2 separate regions of the Homo sapiens genome follow, and region 1 is linked to region 2. The links are chromatin loops, found by intact Hi-C in ENCODE. Cell type or tissue: dorsolateral prefrontal cortex. All regions are shown on one strand. Region 1 overlaps SH3KBP1 (SH3 domain containing kinase binding protein 1). Region 2 overlaps SH3KBP1 (SH3 domain containing kinase binding protein 1).

Region 1 (8,000 bases), 49 kb after region 2:
GTTGAGGCAGGAAGACTGCTTGAGCCCAGGAGGTCAAGGCTGCAGTGAGCCATGATTGTGCCACTGCACTTCAGCCTGGGCAACGGAGTGAGACTCTGTCTCAAAACAAAAATATATATATACCAAACAAACAAAAGTCAATGCCATCTGGAATTGTTGATGCTATAGGGATGGAAAGATGGTAGACCCTGCAGTCTTGTTGGTGTGTCGAAGTTGGTCAATTAATTGACCAACTCATTCTCCATCAACTTTGTAGTCTGAAGCATCTGTAATACTAAATAATGCTAATCTATGCCTCTAACTGCTTTCCTCTTACAAACGTATGGCCCCCTGTGAATTAACTTTACTAAACCGTAGAGCAGGGCTATATATGAACAAGAAATGACGTATGTTTGATTTTATATTCGGTCCCCTTAAAAGACAGAAAACATTTGGTTTAAGTAGGCAAAGATATATGTATAAGAAGGTTCAGGGCAGCATTGTTTCTAATAGCAAATGCATATATGCACAGAGATCTACATGTGAAACCTGGATGTCTACTGGGAGGGGAAGGTATATCCAGCAGCCATTAAATATAACAAGTAGCTCTACGTGTATCAGTGTGAAAAGGTGTCCATAGTACACTAAAAGACTAAATCACGTAATATGTATACTATGATCCCAATTTTATAAATACACACACACACACACACACACACACACACACACACACACTCATAACTCTAAGCAGCATGTAGCATTTTAGTTACTCCTGATAACTCGGAACCTAGCACAGAGTATACATTCAACAAATGTTCATTAATAAATAAATGAATCCATTCAACATTCAACTAATTTATGAAGGTCTAATACAATTAAATGAATGAGGGCAACAGAGTAAGAGACTGTCTCAAAAAAAGATACAAATGAATGAGAGAAAGGGGGTATATGTACACGGACACACTTGTGTAAGCACAGAAAATGGTATGGAAGGCTATACCCCAAAGTAACAGTGATACTTCAGGGGAGGCAGATTGGGGGAAGGGTAGAAACTCATTTAAATGCTTCTACAATATCAATTTGTCTTCACAAAGAGCACGTAATATACTGTAATCACTTTTTAAAAACATCACAGTCACCTATTAAAATAATTACCTTGCATTATGAAACTTACCTTTCTGATCACACTTTGATTACATTAATGGTAAAGTGAGTTGGTGTTTTGAAAGAAATAAATATCAATTCAATCAGCAAGAAAGGTGCTTTTCATGGGGCTGAATGACAAGGGGCCTCGGACCTCCCAATGACAACTGGTTGTGGCTGGTCTACGAACACAGCAGGAGGTGTGAGCTCAGAGACAGGGCTCCACATCTGTAGCCCACATTAGTCATTATTCTGATCAGATGCTGTTACAGAACCCTGAGGAGGCCCATACTATTCCATCAGTGACCAAGCCAAGGTTATCTTCCCTGGCCAGACACCACCAGCCTACACAGCCCAGACAGCCATCTCTCACTAGGTGGAGGGGCCCTGTGGTGTCCATCTTCCGAGCTCGCCCCTCACTCATGGGAACACATACATACACACACACATACATACTCATTCATTCAGCCGTGGGGGCCCCTTCTCTGGGTTCTCCTAACAACCATTGCTTTTCTCTAGCACTGTCCTCCTTCCATTGTGTTTTTGTTATCTGTGAGTGTCGGTTGCTGTCTGTCTCCATCTTTTCAACCCTGACACCTCTCAGCTCTTTCACGCACATCTGTATCAACCAATTCGACTCACTCACATCTGCCTCATGATGGTTAGGGCGATGCCACTGCACCACTCTAGATCCCTATGTGGACCCCAGGTGCCATATATCTAGAAAATCCCCGATCCAGGCCCTCCTCAGCCCTATGAACTTCAGAGTCTAATGCCTCATTTAAAGAAGTCACTGAAAACTGTCTTAAATTTGGGCAATTAACATCTGACCCCCCCAAATCAAGTTTCTACTTCCAACGTAATAGTCAAAGGGGCCATCCATTGAATAAACTGAGTTTCTGCAAAGAGGAGCTGTATATGTATATTTTAACATTAACATTGTCATCTGATATTTCTTTAGAAGCCACATCTGTAATTTTGGTGCCATGAGCATGAAGAACTCAACATCCTCCACCTCAACTATATCTTATAAAAATGATATGTGAATTAGCCATGTGAAAGGGTGCAGGGGCTCTGATTTCACTGCTCATGGATACGTGGTCTTCACTTAAAGCATTAAAGCACATAAAAGAGAACCCTGGGGCCAGGCATGGTGGCTCACACCTGTAATCCTAGCACTTTGGGAGGCTGAGGCAGGAGGATCACTTGAGCCCAGGAGTTCAAGACCAGCTTGGGCAACATAGTGAGACCCCACCTCTAACTAATAATAATAATAATAATAATAATAATAACAATAATAATAATAATAATAGAGAACCCTGAGTTAACAATACAGAAGAGACAAACGGCCCAACTCACCCAGCATTGCAACCCCTGCGTGGCTCTCTGCCTCGGTTTTCTCACGTATAAAATTGGGATGATGGAGACAGACCTACTTTCCAAGGGGCTTACTTCCACCTGACTCTCTCCCTTTTTTCCATTTGGCTTTACATTCAGGAATCTGTTAAAAGACAGCTCTGTTAATGTTTTTTTCACCAGCCTTCCCTTCCAATCAGAGTGAGATAAAGGAATCACGTCATAACATAAAATCAGTGACGTCTCTAAACGTCCCTCTGCTTTTCATCTTTCTTCAGGCTGGTCCCAGGCATTGGTTTTGGCCTTTCAGCACAACCCTCAATCCAAATAACCCAACCTCAGCAGGCCATACCAGGGACACTTCCCTAATGTGTCCCTGGCTTGACTTTCCCCCAGCCCTGGCAGCTAGCTCTCCAGAGGAGAGGGAGTCTGGATTTTCAGAGGAGAAAATCCAATACGTAAAGCACACTGCTTTTCCCTGCAAGGCTAATTTTGGCAAAATGCCCAAAAGAACTCAACATATTTATAGGGTTTTGTTTGATCTACTTTTAAACGCTCCATGCAGAGTCATTCAAGTGAAATGAGAATACAGAATTTCAAAGGAAAAATTGAAGGAAGGTTCTAAATGTAAGTTATTTATTGAGCATAAACAAGATTTCTCCTTTCTATCCAACATACTCCCTCTAACATATCTATTTTTAAAGGCATTCTCAAACTTTGCTGCTGACAAATGAATATATCAGACACCTAACTTTTACAGTTAAAGGTAGAATGGGCAGGGAGGGGGAAAAGATGAGGGAATGAGGGGTAGGAGAGGAGAAAAAAAGACACAAACATTTGAAGAACTGTAACAAAGGTCTAGAAAATCCTAAAGACCTTCATCTGGGATACTTCTGTCTTGCCTAATCTTAGAGAATTACTGGGAGGTATGTGTGTGTGGGTTGTGGGGGTGGGAGATACACACCATAAACAAATCTAGGGTTTCCCAGTTTTTAAAATCAGTACCAAAAATGGCCACTGTGCTCGGAGATTTAGAAAGTGTCAAAGAATTCCACATGTACCCTCTCTTTTGGGGGTAGGGGGAGATCTTCATTGCAGGTAGTCATAATATTTTTAAATTTTGACTCATTTTTAATATAGTTTCCCTTCTCATCCCCATCAGAATAAAGAGGGGAGGAAGCCTAGGTATTTCTGAATTTTCTTGATGCAAATGGGAGTTTATATCCCTGCAATTCATTCCTCATAATCTGAAAGGCTAAACCCCTTAAGCAGAGGTCCTTAACTGGGGTGTGTGGATAGAATTCAGGGGGTCTAAACTTACATGGGAAGAAAAATACATCTTTTACTATCTTCTGAAATTTGGCCTTTATTCTCACCGTGAATCTAAGCAACAAACCACAATGGTACTAGCAGCATCTATGAAATTTATTTATTTCCCACTACATGAATAGATATTTTCATTTCATTTCACAGTTGCAGTTATCTTGAACTATCATTTACACTCACCCCTGCTTCAAAATTATGATCACCTCCTGACCCACTGCTGGATGTTGCTATAATAAAGCATATGTCTTGCTTGTATTTTTGTACTATTTTGACAACTATTTTAACATAATTGGTTTCCTTTGTAATTCTTTGGTTCCCTTTTTATTCATTTACCAACATTATTCTGAAAAGGGGTCCACAGGCTTCACCAGACTGGCAAACAGGTTCCATGGAAATTTTTTAAATAAAAAGAACCCCCAATCCCTGCTTTCAAGATTGTAATTTCCAGGCTGGGTGCAGCGGCTCACACCTATAATTCCAGCACTATGGGAGGTCAAGGTGGAAGGATCCCTTGAGGGCAGAATTTCAAGGCCTGAGCAACGTGGCGAGAACCTGTCTCTACAAAAAATAAAAATAAAAAAATTTAACAGAGCATGGTGATGTGTGCCTGTAGTCTCAGCTACCCGGGAAGCTGAGATGGGAGGACCACTTGAGCCCATGAGTTCTAGGTTGCAGTGAGCCATGACTGCACCACTGCACTCCAGCCTGGGCAACAGAGCAAGAACCTATCTTTAAAAAAATTACAGTTTCCAAGGAAACCCAAAGGTACAAGGGTAAACTATTTATATTTAACAAAGCAGTAAACATAACATTTGGACTCTGTTCATTGGAATGCTTCATAAGCTTTGGAGTAACACATCATAACAAAAGAGCCACTTTGGGCAACTTCGCAAGTCCTGAACCACAAATGGCCACGTGGCACGGTGCTCATGAAGCTGCTTGCCAAGTGCCCTCTTATTACTTGGGTCAGTGGCTGGCGAGAGCCCCACTCTGTCATCTGGTGCCCTGGCTTGGCTGAGCTCAATGCCCATGATTTCTTCCAGGGAGGCCAGCACAGCTAATTTGCAGGCTGACACCTGCCACAGCCTCATTACCCTCCCCCAACTCAGCCCTACTTTTCTCTCCCTTTTCTGACTACTTAAATTCTGGAAAGCACTACAAGTTTCCCCCTATCCTTCGGGTATAAAGAGGTCACTAGGGCTTCCATGTACCCACACGGCTTCATACACACCCCTTGCTCCCAGCCCTACTCAGCTGCACTGGTGTGTGTGTGTGTGTGTGTGTGTGCGCGTGCGCACTGGTGTGTGTGTGTGTGTGTGTGTGTGTGTGTGTGTGTGTGTGTGTGTCCGTCCCCAGTGCCTGCCGGGCTGCAAGCACAGAAATATTCCATAGAAGGAGGGAAGTTGATGCTAATGTTTATAATTGCACAGGATCTGCCTGGAGGGATTGCCTGACTTCCACTGAGGTCCATTTCTGTGGTATCACTAGAGGATGAAGGACCCTATGGTCAGCATGGCCAGCTGGGACCAGAGGCATCTGACCAGTTCTTCAAAAAAAAAAAAGAAGTCTAAAAAAAATGTCTCAACCAGGCATGCTGGCTCATGCCTGTAATCCCAGCACTTTGGGAGGCCAAGGCAGGCAGATCTCTTGAGCTCAGGAGTTCGAGACTAGCCTGGGCAACATGGCAAAACCCCATCTCCACAAAAAACAAAACAAAACAAAACAAAATTAGCCAGGCGTAGTGACACACGCCTGTAATCCCAGTTACCTGGGAGGCTGAGGTGGATTACCTGAGCTTGGGAAGTTGAGGCTGCAGTGAGCCAAGATCACGCCACTGCACTTCAGCCTGAGTGACAGAATGAGACTCCGTCTCAAAAAAAAAAAAAAAAAAAAAAGTGTTAAAAGTAAAAGAGTCAAGAAAACACCAATTCCACTTTCAGGAAGTTATACTCCAGATAACTCACATGAAATGTACAAAGATATATGCATAATGTCCACTGCTACATTAGTCAGAATAGTGAAAAACCAGAATTATCCTAAACGTCCTTCAATCAGGGAACTGGTTAATTAAGCCATAGGTGTATCTCCACACAAACTAGCAAAGAGAAGCATAGCTCTAAATGAACTGATACGGCAAGATTTCCAAGATTCTCGTCAACTTAATACAAAAATTGCAATATAGCCTGAACAGTATGATCCCATCTGTGTTTTTAAAAAATGCCAAGATGTATGTACCACTATGTGTTTGAAATTGACATCTTTATGATCAAATGACTATCTGCATCTGCTTATGGTTCCTCCTAATATCTACACAGAGATCTGTAGGGATGACCATGAACCAAGTCTCTTCCAGGAAGTATGACTCAGGGAAGGGATTTGATGTGACTCTTTACACCATGACTTGACTCTGTTAATTTTTTACACTAAACATGTATTATTTTTATAGTAAGTCTAAGAAAAGTTAGGATGAGTCTAAAAGAAAAGGTCAAACTAGAAAATGTTTTAAAAGAGCAGAGAGGTGTAAACAACCCAATAGCACAAAAGCTGCCCTACTGAGCAGATGATTGTGTGGGGATCAGAAAAACAACAAATCAGTCCCCTCTTGGTGGGGTGGGGAATAAGCATCATCCAGAAAAGGGCAGATTATTAAGCAGATGTCCCCCGCCGACCCCACCAAACAAACAGGTTAGTAATGCACGTCCTATCTATTTATTCGAAGCAGATAAAGACTTTTCTCTTTATTTAAACAAATCCCACTTTCCTTGTAAATACAGGAAAGGTGCAAAGGTGTATTTTTTTAAAAGAGGGGGTTATATCTCACCCAGACTTCATTTTCCAAACTGATCCATACCTTTCCTCCCCCTCTCAGAGGGCAGAAAGTGAGTGTCATGAAAAGTGTAAACTTAGAAGTTATAAATCTAGAAAGTGTCAGTCTAAAAATCCTGAGGCGAAAAAAAATGAATGAAGATTCATTTGCAGAATAGAGAAAGAGCAGAGAAAAATAGAGAAAGTAGGGAAAAATAAATCCACATTAATCTCCCCAACAATAATTTTTGTCAGCATTTAAATATTGTATTCAGCACTTAATTGTCTTTACCTCAAAGGGCTTTATTATAAAATTTTCTATATATTACGTATATCTCTTTTTGCAAGACGAAACTTCCCGGCAGGCAGGAATTCGGTTTTTCTAATGGTCTGCCGCAGAGATCAGCAAACTATTACTGTAAAGGGCCAGAGAGTCAATGTTTCAGGCTTTGTGAGCCATATGGCCTCTGTAGCAACTACTCAACTCTGCCATTGTAGTGGTGAAAACAACCATAGACCACACATAAATGAATGGGTGTGCCTGTGTGCCAATAAAACTTGACTTACAAAAACAGCCAGTGCCAGGTTTGGCCCATGGGCCATCGTTTGCTGACTTCTGGTTTATAGGAAGAAGTGTTAAGAGTCCAAATCAGAAACCAGGGAATATTTTTTTAAAAAGGAAGAACAAGAGACATGGCTAAGGTTGAATCATCAGCTTACATGTGACCCCCTCCCAGACACCTTCCCTGACTGCTTTTGAGGCAGGGTTATGGTCCCCTGCAACCACCACCACCAATAACAACCATGAGAGAGCACAGCACCCAGTGTATAATGTTCTCTTTACCCTGCCCACGCTGCCTGGGGATTGTTTGATTCTCAAATCCTAGACTCTGTGAACAGGAACTCAGCTGGCCTCCTTGGGGATTACTACAGGCTAGCCCAGAACAGACCTTTAACAACCATCTCATAAACAAAGTTAGAACAAAACATGTAAGTAAATAAGGGGATGAAGAAGAAAGAAGAATTAAAAATGACCCCAAAGTGTCGATGGGAGGAAGTGAAGGTTGGTAATGCCACCAACTAAAATGCAGAACACAGCTGAGCACGGTGGCTTACACCTGTAATCCCAGCACTTTGGGAGGTTGAGGCAGGCAGATTGCTTGAGACCAGGAGTTTGAACCCAGCCTGGGCAACATAGCAAGACCCTGTCTCTACTCTAAAAAAAAAAAAAAAAAAAATAGATAAATTAGCCAGGTATGGTGGCACACACCTGTAGTCCCAGCTACTCGGGTAGGCTGAGGTAGAAGGATTGCTTGAGCCCTGGAGGTGGAGGCTGCAGTGAGCCATGATTCCGCTACTGCACTCCAACCTCAGTGACAGAGTGAGACCCT
Region 2 (8,000 bases):
GTTTGAGACCAGCCTGGCCAACATGGTGAAACCCCATCCCTACTAAAAATACAAAAATTAGCCGGGCATGGTGGTGGGCGCCTGTAGTCCCAGCTACTCAGGAGGCTGAGGCAGGAGAATCGCTTGAACCTGGGAGGCAGAGGTTGCAGTGAGCCAAGATTACGTCACTGCACTCCAGCCAGCCTGGGCGACAGGGTGAGACTGTGTCTCAAAAAAAAAAAAAAAAAAAAGTCTGGAAGGATACATATAAAATGTTAACTATGGTTGTTCCTGAATGATAGGATTGAGGGTAATATATATATATATATATATATATATATATATATATATATTTTTTGAGACAGGCTGTCACTCTGTCACCCAGGCTGGAGTGCAGTGACACGATCTCAGCTCACTGCAGCCTCAACCTCCCGGGCTCAGGCGATCCTCCCACCTCAGCCTCCCGAGTAGCTGGGGACTACAGGTGTGCATGCCACCACACCCAGCTAATTTTTGTATTTTTCGTAGAGTTGGGGTTTTGCCATGTTGCCGAGGCTAGTCTCAAACTCCTGACCTCAAGTGATCCAACTGCCTCAGCCTCCCAAAGTGCTGGGATTACAAGCATTAGCCACTGCACTCAGCTGAGGATGATTTCTATTTATTTCTTTGTATTCTTCAACTTTGAATAATAATAATAATAATAATTATTATTATTATTACAAAGAGCTCTTGTAATGAGAGAAGTAACAGAGCTACCTCCATTTTGAGAAACAAACAAGCAAAGGGTTCAGGGAGCACTTACCAGTGCAACAAGTAGCTCAGACATCACAGGACCAAGGCAAAACCTGTCAGGCCCCCCAGGGGCTACCATTCCTCTCCCATCTCCAGGCCCTAGCTGCTGAGACTTTCCCACGTTTTTCACACCTTACAATCAATCATGCTTTCACTCATTTCCCCAAGGAAGAAGATTCACCATCTTTATTTTGCATATAAATACCTCATTCAGATTTCTACTCATCAGAACTCAGAACAAAGACATCCAGCATAAGATCAGCAAACATAAGCTATCTTTCCCTAGGAAAATCCTCTCAAGCCATTGCCGATGAATATATTTTTATCCTAGCCAACCCCTAACGGCACTCTCCTCATATATCTGCCTCTGTCCTCCTTTCTAGGCAAGCAACAGATGCCATTTAAAAACCTTTCAAGAAGTTCCCCTACTCTTAAAATGATATGTTAAAACAATGTGTTTCCTTTTGGCCACGCTATTTTTTTTTTTTTGTAATTTTGAAAATAGTATAAGTTAAAGCCAACAGAAAAAGACATAAAGGGACATATTTTACAGACCTCATCAATTCTCCCCTTAAAATTTTTTTTTCAATGAGAGACAGGGATATGGAAGACATATGACACACTGTAAGCCTTACTTATCCTGTGGTTTATTTAGGGAATTTTGTGTTTGGAAAATGACAGACTTCTGCTTTTAGGTAGACAAATATGAACAACTCACAGAGAAAAACAAGACCACTTATTTCTAGCAAACTTTTATAAAATCAAAATAATTTAGTGTCTTAATTTTTCTCCATACATGAGTACATACCTATAAATGCCCCGCACTACAAAACTAGCCAAATATCTTTACCCCATCATAAAAAAAGCAGTTCAATAGCACCCAGAAGTCACTACTCACAGCTGCTCCACTCACAAAGAAAACTCCAAATGTCGGTGACCCTCAAGAGTGAAACGCCCCACAGCTGGCTTGCTCTGCATGGACATACCCTTCTCTCTAAGCTAACCTGAAAAGCAAGCTGGATTTGTTTACTGCACAAACATCTGTAATTGCTAAACATCTCTGTGACATGGTGTAACAGTTACCGCTTGTGCAAACTGCCCATCTAAATTTCTCTCTGCAATATGAGCACATGAAAACCCAAGACACAGAGAGATTGGAAACATCTGTAAAAATTAATGGCCAAATTGACCAAAGTGGGAGGGATTAAAACGGCTAAATAGCTCCAGAGTGACATTCAGCTTTAGCAAATAATCCGTATACTTGATAGGTTCCTCCTCAGCTTATCCATAGCTCCCCTCTGTGGGATCCTAGCTGGCACACACATTGTTTCAACCCACTAATGCAAACCCATTACCCAGTCTTGCTACAAAATGTTATATACAGATAAGATACAGGTTAACTGGATTTATTACAACTCTAAAAGCAAAAAAAAAAAAAAAGAAATACCTCTTCTCCCATGATGCAGCCAGCCTCCTCTCTTCAGTTTGAAAAGGTCCCAGAACTCCCCTGGAATCCTCCCACTTCCTTCCAACAGCACGGAGCCTGAGGACCCAGCCTAACCCTGAGTCATACTTGGGACCAAATGAGGAATGGGGAGAACAAAGCTCGCATTTGTTTATGGTTCAGGAAGCCAGGGCCAATTCATGGCTTGGGTGGCTTCGAGAGAAGTCCTCCTCCCTCGCCTATGTTGCTGCTGCAATCTGGGCTCCCTCCTGGGGCCCCCAGGTGTGACCATTCGGACAAGGAACACACTGAGGGAGTGTTTATTTGGCAAGACCTAGTGATCACGTCTGTTTAAAAATGCCAGAGAAGAAATAAAAAGCCCACTATCTTTCAACAGATCACATGGCTAGAGAGTGAGGGATATCTAGAATATAGTCTGTATATGACATATCAATCATGAACATGCCTGTATTTTAAATGCAATTAGTTGCACTACACAAAAATTACTCATAAACACACACACACACACACACACACATACACACACACACACACAGAAGAAGGAAAAACAGCCGTGGCTTTATGGAAATACTCCCCCTAGGAAAAATACAGCAACATTGCTGCCATGTCATCAGGAGCATCCTAACAGGTTGAAATGAAATATTTAAATCACAATTTTGTTCTTTCCCCCAAAAGAGATACCATTTTAATCACCACTTCAATGAATCTAGAGCGCAGTGGTTAAGTGTTCAAAACTCTGGAGCCGGAGTGTTTGAGATCAAAATCCCAGTTGAGCTACTTCCTGGCTTTGTGATCCTGAACAACTTATTCAACCTTTGTTCATCTCAGTTTCCTTATCTATAAAATGGGGATAATGGCACCAACCTACAGGGCTGTCTGGAAAATTAAATAATATATGTAAAGTACTTACAAAAGTGCTTGGCACACAGTAAATATCATATTAGCCACAATTACAAGTTCAGGACAATTTCACAAATCAGGATGCCAAGTAAACAGTATCCTTATCTTACCACATTTCTCATATGCTTAGACTTTGATGACCTGTTTCAGTTAACTATGGTTAATATTTAAATTTTTAATTAAACTAATTTAAAAACCATTTGCTTACTATTTATTAACTGCCTGCACTGTATCTAACTCTGTAAGGGGCTTTAAATAAGATGCTGTCCCAGTCCTCAAGAAATTTACAATCTCCTTGGGTAAATAAGACATAAATCTGTTTACTTATCACACACACACACAAATGTAGGTGATGTCACTAGGTAGTAAATGACAAATATAATACAAGTGCTACAGAATTAGCATTTGGAATTCAGAGAACAGATAAAAAAAATTCCCTTATCAAAACCCAACTAGGACGGAGGAGAATAAACAAATCTCCTGTGTAGAAGGATTCCAAATCATTTCTTTAGATACTCCTCCCTCAAGGAGGTAGAATGAAACTCCCCACTCTTTAAGTGGGAGGGGCACAGAGTACCCTTTTTCCAAAGAGTCAAGTATGGAAAGAGGGAAAAAACCAGAACTTTCGAGCGGAGAAACCTGACTAACACCTACGTCAGCCAAGGTGACTAAGGTTAACATCTATAGCGATAAGTATGGAATTAATATGATGTAATGAGAGCACTTCACCTCTGTGGCCTTCCTCCCAAAAACCCACGACTCCAATCTACTCATGAGAATAACTTCAGACAAATGCTTATTTAAGGACATTCTACAAAACTGAAAATTGCCATGGTCATCAAAAATAAAGAAAGTCTGGGAAACTGTTAAAGCCTAACAAGATGAGAAAACTAAATGTGGTATTCTGGATGGGATCCTGCAACAGAAAAAGGACACTGGATAAAAACTGAGGACATCTGAATAAAGCATGGATGTTAGTCAATAATGATAATATGGGCCAGGCATGGTGGCTCACGCCTGTAATCCTAGCACTTTGGGAGGCCAAGGTGTGCGGATTACTTGAGGTCAGGAGTTCAAGACCAGCCTGGCCAACATGGTGAAACCTCGTCTCTACTAAAAATACAAAAATTAGCCAGGCCTGGTGGCAGGTGCCTGTAATCCCAGCTACTCAGGAGGCTGAGGCAGAAGAATTGCTTGAATCGGGTGGGGGTGGGGGGCGGAGGTTGCAGTGAGCCGAGATGGCGCCACTGCACTCCAGCCTGGGCAACAGAGCAAGATTCTGTCTCAAAAAAAAAAAAAAAAAAAAAGATAATATGAAACGTACCACGTTAATGCAAGACGTTAACAAGAGAGGAAGCCGGGTGTGAGGTATGTGGGAACTCTATTATCTTCACAACTTTTCCATAAATCTAAAACTACTCTAAAATTAAAAGTTGATTAAAAAACTAATTAGAAAGATAAACCTGCTGAATGCAAAGGTATATATAAATAAACACATATCTGTGATTTATAGCTATACATGTTTATGCCCATGTGTATATCTATGTAAATCTATTTAACAAGGCCCTCTCAACTTCAAATTTAAAAATTGTCTCTATCTTCTTAGCCTATCTATTAATGAAGATAGTAGAATGCTGACTCCTGGCTTTTTCATTCCCAAAATACACAAAAGAATTTTCTTTGAAAGGAAACTTGGCTCTTTTGTCAGTGTTGCTGCCAACCCAGGCAACGGCGATCCAGCTTAAAGAGTGTGCATGAGGTGGGCCCATCTGCCCCTTTCCAAGAGCTACTAGAAGTTCCTGGTGCCTGGCCAATTAGTCATCGACCATGGAGCCCCGGGGCTGGCAAGTCTCCCAGCTACTTCCTCTCCCATCTCCAGTCCACATTCCTCAGCACCTCCCCAGTTATCTCTCTAAAGTATAAATCTGATCATGCTGCTGCCCAACTGAACTCCTTCACCAACTTGCCCACCCACCCAGAAGAAGGGCAGCTTGTGAGTGGGCTGGCAGAGCCCTGCAGGAAGAGGCACCACCTCCCCTTCAGCTGCCCACTTCCTCCACTACCACCACCACAGCCCCTGCACCCCAGCCCAACCCACCTCTTCCTTCAACATACTCATGCTCACTCCTTGTCCACATGCACACTGCTAGTACCATGAATTCCCAACGTCTTTTAACACCTTGCTCAAATACCACATTCCTTAAAAAGAGACCAAGGATATCCCATCCCTTCCTTCTTGACCTGGAGGAAAGTTAGTAGTTTCTTCCTTTCTATTCTCATTGATGCTTTGGACATGCGTCTGCTAGTCTTTCCCCTTACATTATAATGACTTTTATACATACCCCCTTTCTCTCCAATGTAGGGACAATCCAAAGCATTAAATGAGAAACCTGTATATGACAGCTGATCCAAGGTGTGACTTAGGGTAGGAGGTGTTAACTCCATTCCGATGAACCACACCAGATCTGCTCCACCCCAAATAAATAACCTGTCAGGTTAAAAAAAAACCGCACTTACTATGCAAATACAACATCTAGACATGCCATTTAGCCAATCCCTTTCCAAATGGATTGCCACCCCTTTGTTCATTTACATACAAATCCCAGAGATACCACTGCTAATCCATAAAAGGCATTCAATAAAGCTTCACACTGCTGATCCATAAAAGGCATTCAATAAAGCTTCAGTGAATGAATGAATGAGTGAATTAATGAACAAATGGAAGAGTGAATCTTAGCTAGACCACAAGCAGATCCCAACCAGAATTGGATTAGCACAAAACAGTATCTTCATTCATCCAGTCCACAAATATTTACTGAGGGCCAACTATCATTTGACAACTATTTTCATAAACTGTAAATGGTGACTAACACAGACAAGGTCCCAAATTATGGCACTTACTTTCTAGTGGCTGACATTTAAGACTTGGTGATATGAAACAAACAGCTAACACAGATATAGCAAAATTCAATTGTACTTCTTGCAGTTTGAAATTTGCCATAATAAAAAATTAAAGAGGCCAGGCATGGTGGCTCATGCCTGTAATCCCAGCACTTTGGAAGGCTGAGGGAGGTGGATCACCGGAGGTCAGGAGTTCAAGACCAGCCTGGCCAACATGGTGAAACCCCGTCTCTACTAAAAATACAAAAATCAGCCGGGCGTGGTGGCCCACACCTATAATCCCAGCTACTCGGGAGGCTGAGGCAGAAGAATTGCTTGAACCCGGGAGGCAGAGGTTGCAGTGAGCCAAGATCATGCCACTGCACTCCAGCCTGGGTGACAGAGCAAGACCCTGCCTCAAATAAATAAATAAATAAATAAATAAATAAATAGAAATAACCCTGGAAAATGTACTGTCATTTATAGGTACTCTTTCTACTCTAATAACAATAAGGACAACAATAATAATAACTAACGTTAATCAAGTGATTACTATGTGCCAGGCACTTCTCTAACCATTACATGTTACTTAATCCTCACAACAACCCTCTGGGGTAGATTCTCTTGTTACTCTAATTTTACAGATGAGGAATCAAAAGCACTGAGTGGTTAAGTAACTTGTCCCAGGAAGAGGCAGAGTTGAAGTCTGAACCTGGGCTATCTGTCCTCCATGTTTAATAACCACTATACTTTTTTTTTTTTTTTTCCAGAGTCTCGCTCTGTCGCCCAGGCTGGAGTACAGTGGCGCAATCTCAGCTCATTGCAACCTCCACCTCCCGGGTTCAAGCGATTCTCCTGCCTCAGGCTTCCAAGTAGCTGGGACTACAGGCGCATGCTACCATGCCCAGCTAATTTTTTGAATTTTTAGTAGAGACTGGGTTTCACAGTGTTAGCCAGGATGGTCTCCATTTCCTGAACTCATGATCCACCTGCCTTGGCTGGGATTATAGGCGTGAGCCACCACACCCGGCCAACCACTATACTCTTAACACAATTTGAAAACCTTCTGGGAATATGATTCTTGGTGACAATCTGGCTGCAACTAAATATTTCTTAGAAAATACGCTAGGCTGAGTGTTTTAGAAAGTTCACATCAAACATATATAAAACAGAAAGCAGCACCCAACATGACAAAGAATAATCCTGTAATACTGGTTCACTGTTTCTGTTTCCCTTTCCCTACCAACTCCCCTCCTCCTTCCTTACTTTTTCCAGATCAGGAAACAAAACTGAGACACTCTGAGGAGAGAGAAGCCAAAGTCTGAAAATCCCAAACACTTCATTCAACCCAGGCAACCAGTGGGCATCTTAATACCATCTGCTCATTAAAAACCACAGGTTTTCCAACAACTCAAGAGACACAATCTTATTTTTCAACCAAAACGAGGGACAGCCAATACTCTAGGTCTCAGATAATCACAACAAGGTTTTGACCCTTGTGTTTAATTAGTCAAAGAGTATATATCTCATTAGCTTCTGGAGTTCTCTAGAGCTTATTTCTAGTCTTCAAAGGATTAGGACATAGATCTCTCATTTTTAAGGAACTAAGATCATCACCTTATTGACATGTTTTAATTTTATATGATTATGCAGCTTAATAAATTTTTACTAGAATGGATAAAAAGACTACCTGGGTGGGGGCTGGGTGGGAGGCGGGGATGGTTAATGCGTACATAAAAAATAGAAAGAATGAATAAGACCTACTGTTTGGTAGCACAACAGGATTACTATAGTCAATAATAATTGCACATTTTAAAATAACTTAAAGAGTATAATTTTATTGTTTATAACTCAACGGATAAATGCTTGAGGGGATGGATACCCCATTCTCCATGATGTGCTTATTTCACAGTGCATGCCTGTATCAAAACATCTCATGTGCCACATAAATACACCTATTATGTACCCACAAAAATTAAATACA

The links. A loop is a pair of places that touch in the nucleus more often than their neighbours do. Peaks named below come from ENCODE experiments on the same cell type or tissue, not always from the same donor. Only the 100,000 strongest peaks of a DNase experiment are listed, where the experiment ranks them.
Region 1: it touches region 2 in a loop (1.8-fold over the local background); 10 of 110 quality-filtered maps call a loop at or near these places.

What each region holds. Positions count from the first base shown.
Region 1 is chrX:19,717,466-19,725,465 of GRCh38, forward strand. All of the region lies in intron 3 of SH3KBP1 (SH3 domain containing kinase binding protein 1), which reads right to left. Among named protein-coding and RNA genes, the nearest start is that of SH3KBP1, 170 kb to the right of the region's middle. RefSeq lists an enhancer at 5,012-5,512. In dorsolateral prefrontal cortex, no CTCF peak of the experiment used is centred here; a DNase peak (open chromatin) is centred at 4,776; H3K27me3 peaks cover 3,630 bases.
Region 2 is chrX:19,668,644-19,676,643 of GRCh38, forward strand. All of the region lies in intron 6 of SH3KBP1 (SH3 domain containing kinase binding protein 1), which reads right to left. Among named protein-coding and RNA genes, the nearest start is that of MAP3K15, 160 kb to the left of the region's middle. In dorsolateral prefrontal cortex, no CTCF peak of the experiment used is centred here; DNase peaks (open chromatin) are centred at 2,392 and 4,946; H3K4me3 peaks cover 1,995 bases; H3K27ac peaks cover 2,673 bases; H3K27me3 peaks cover 2,394 bases.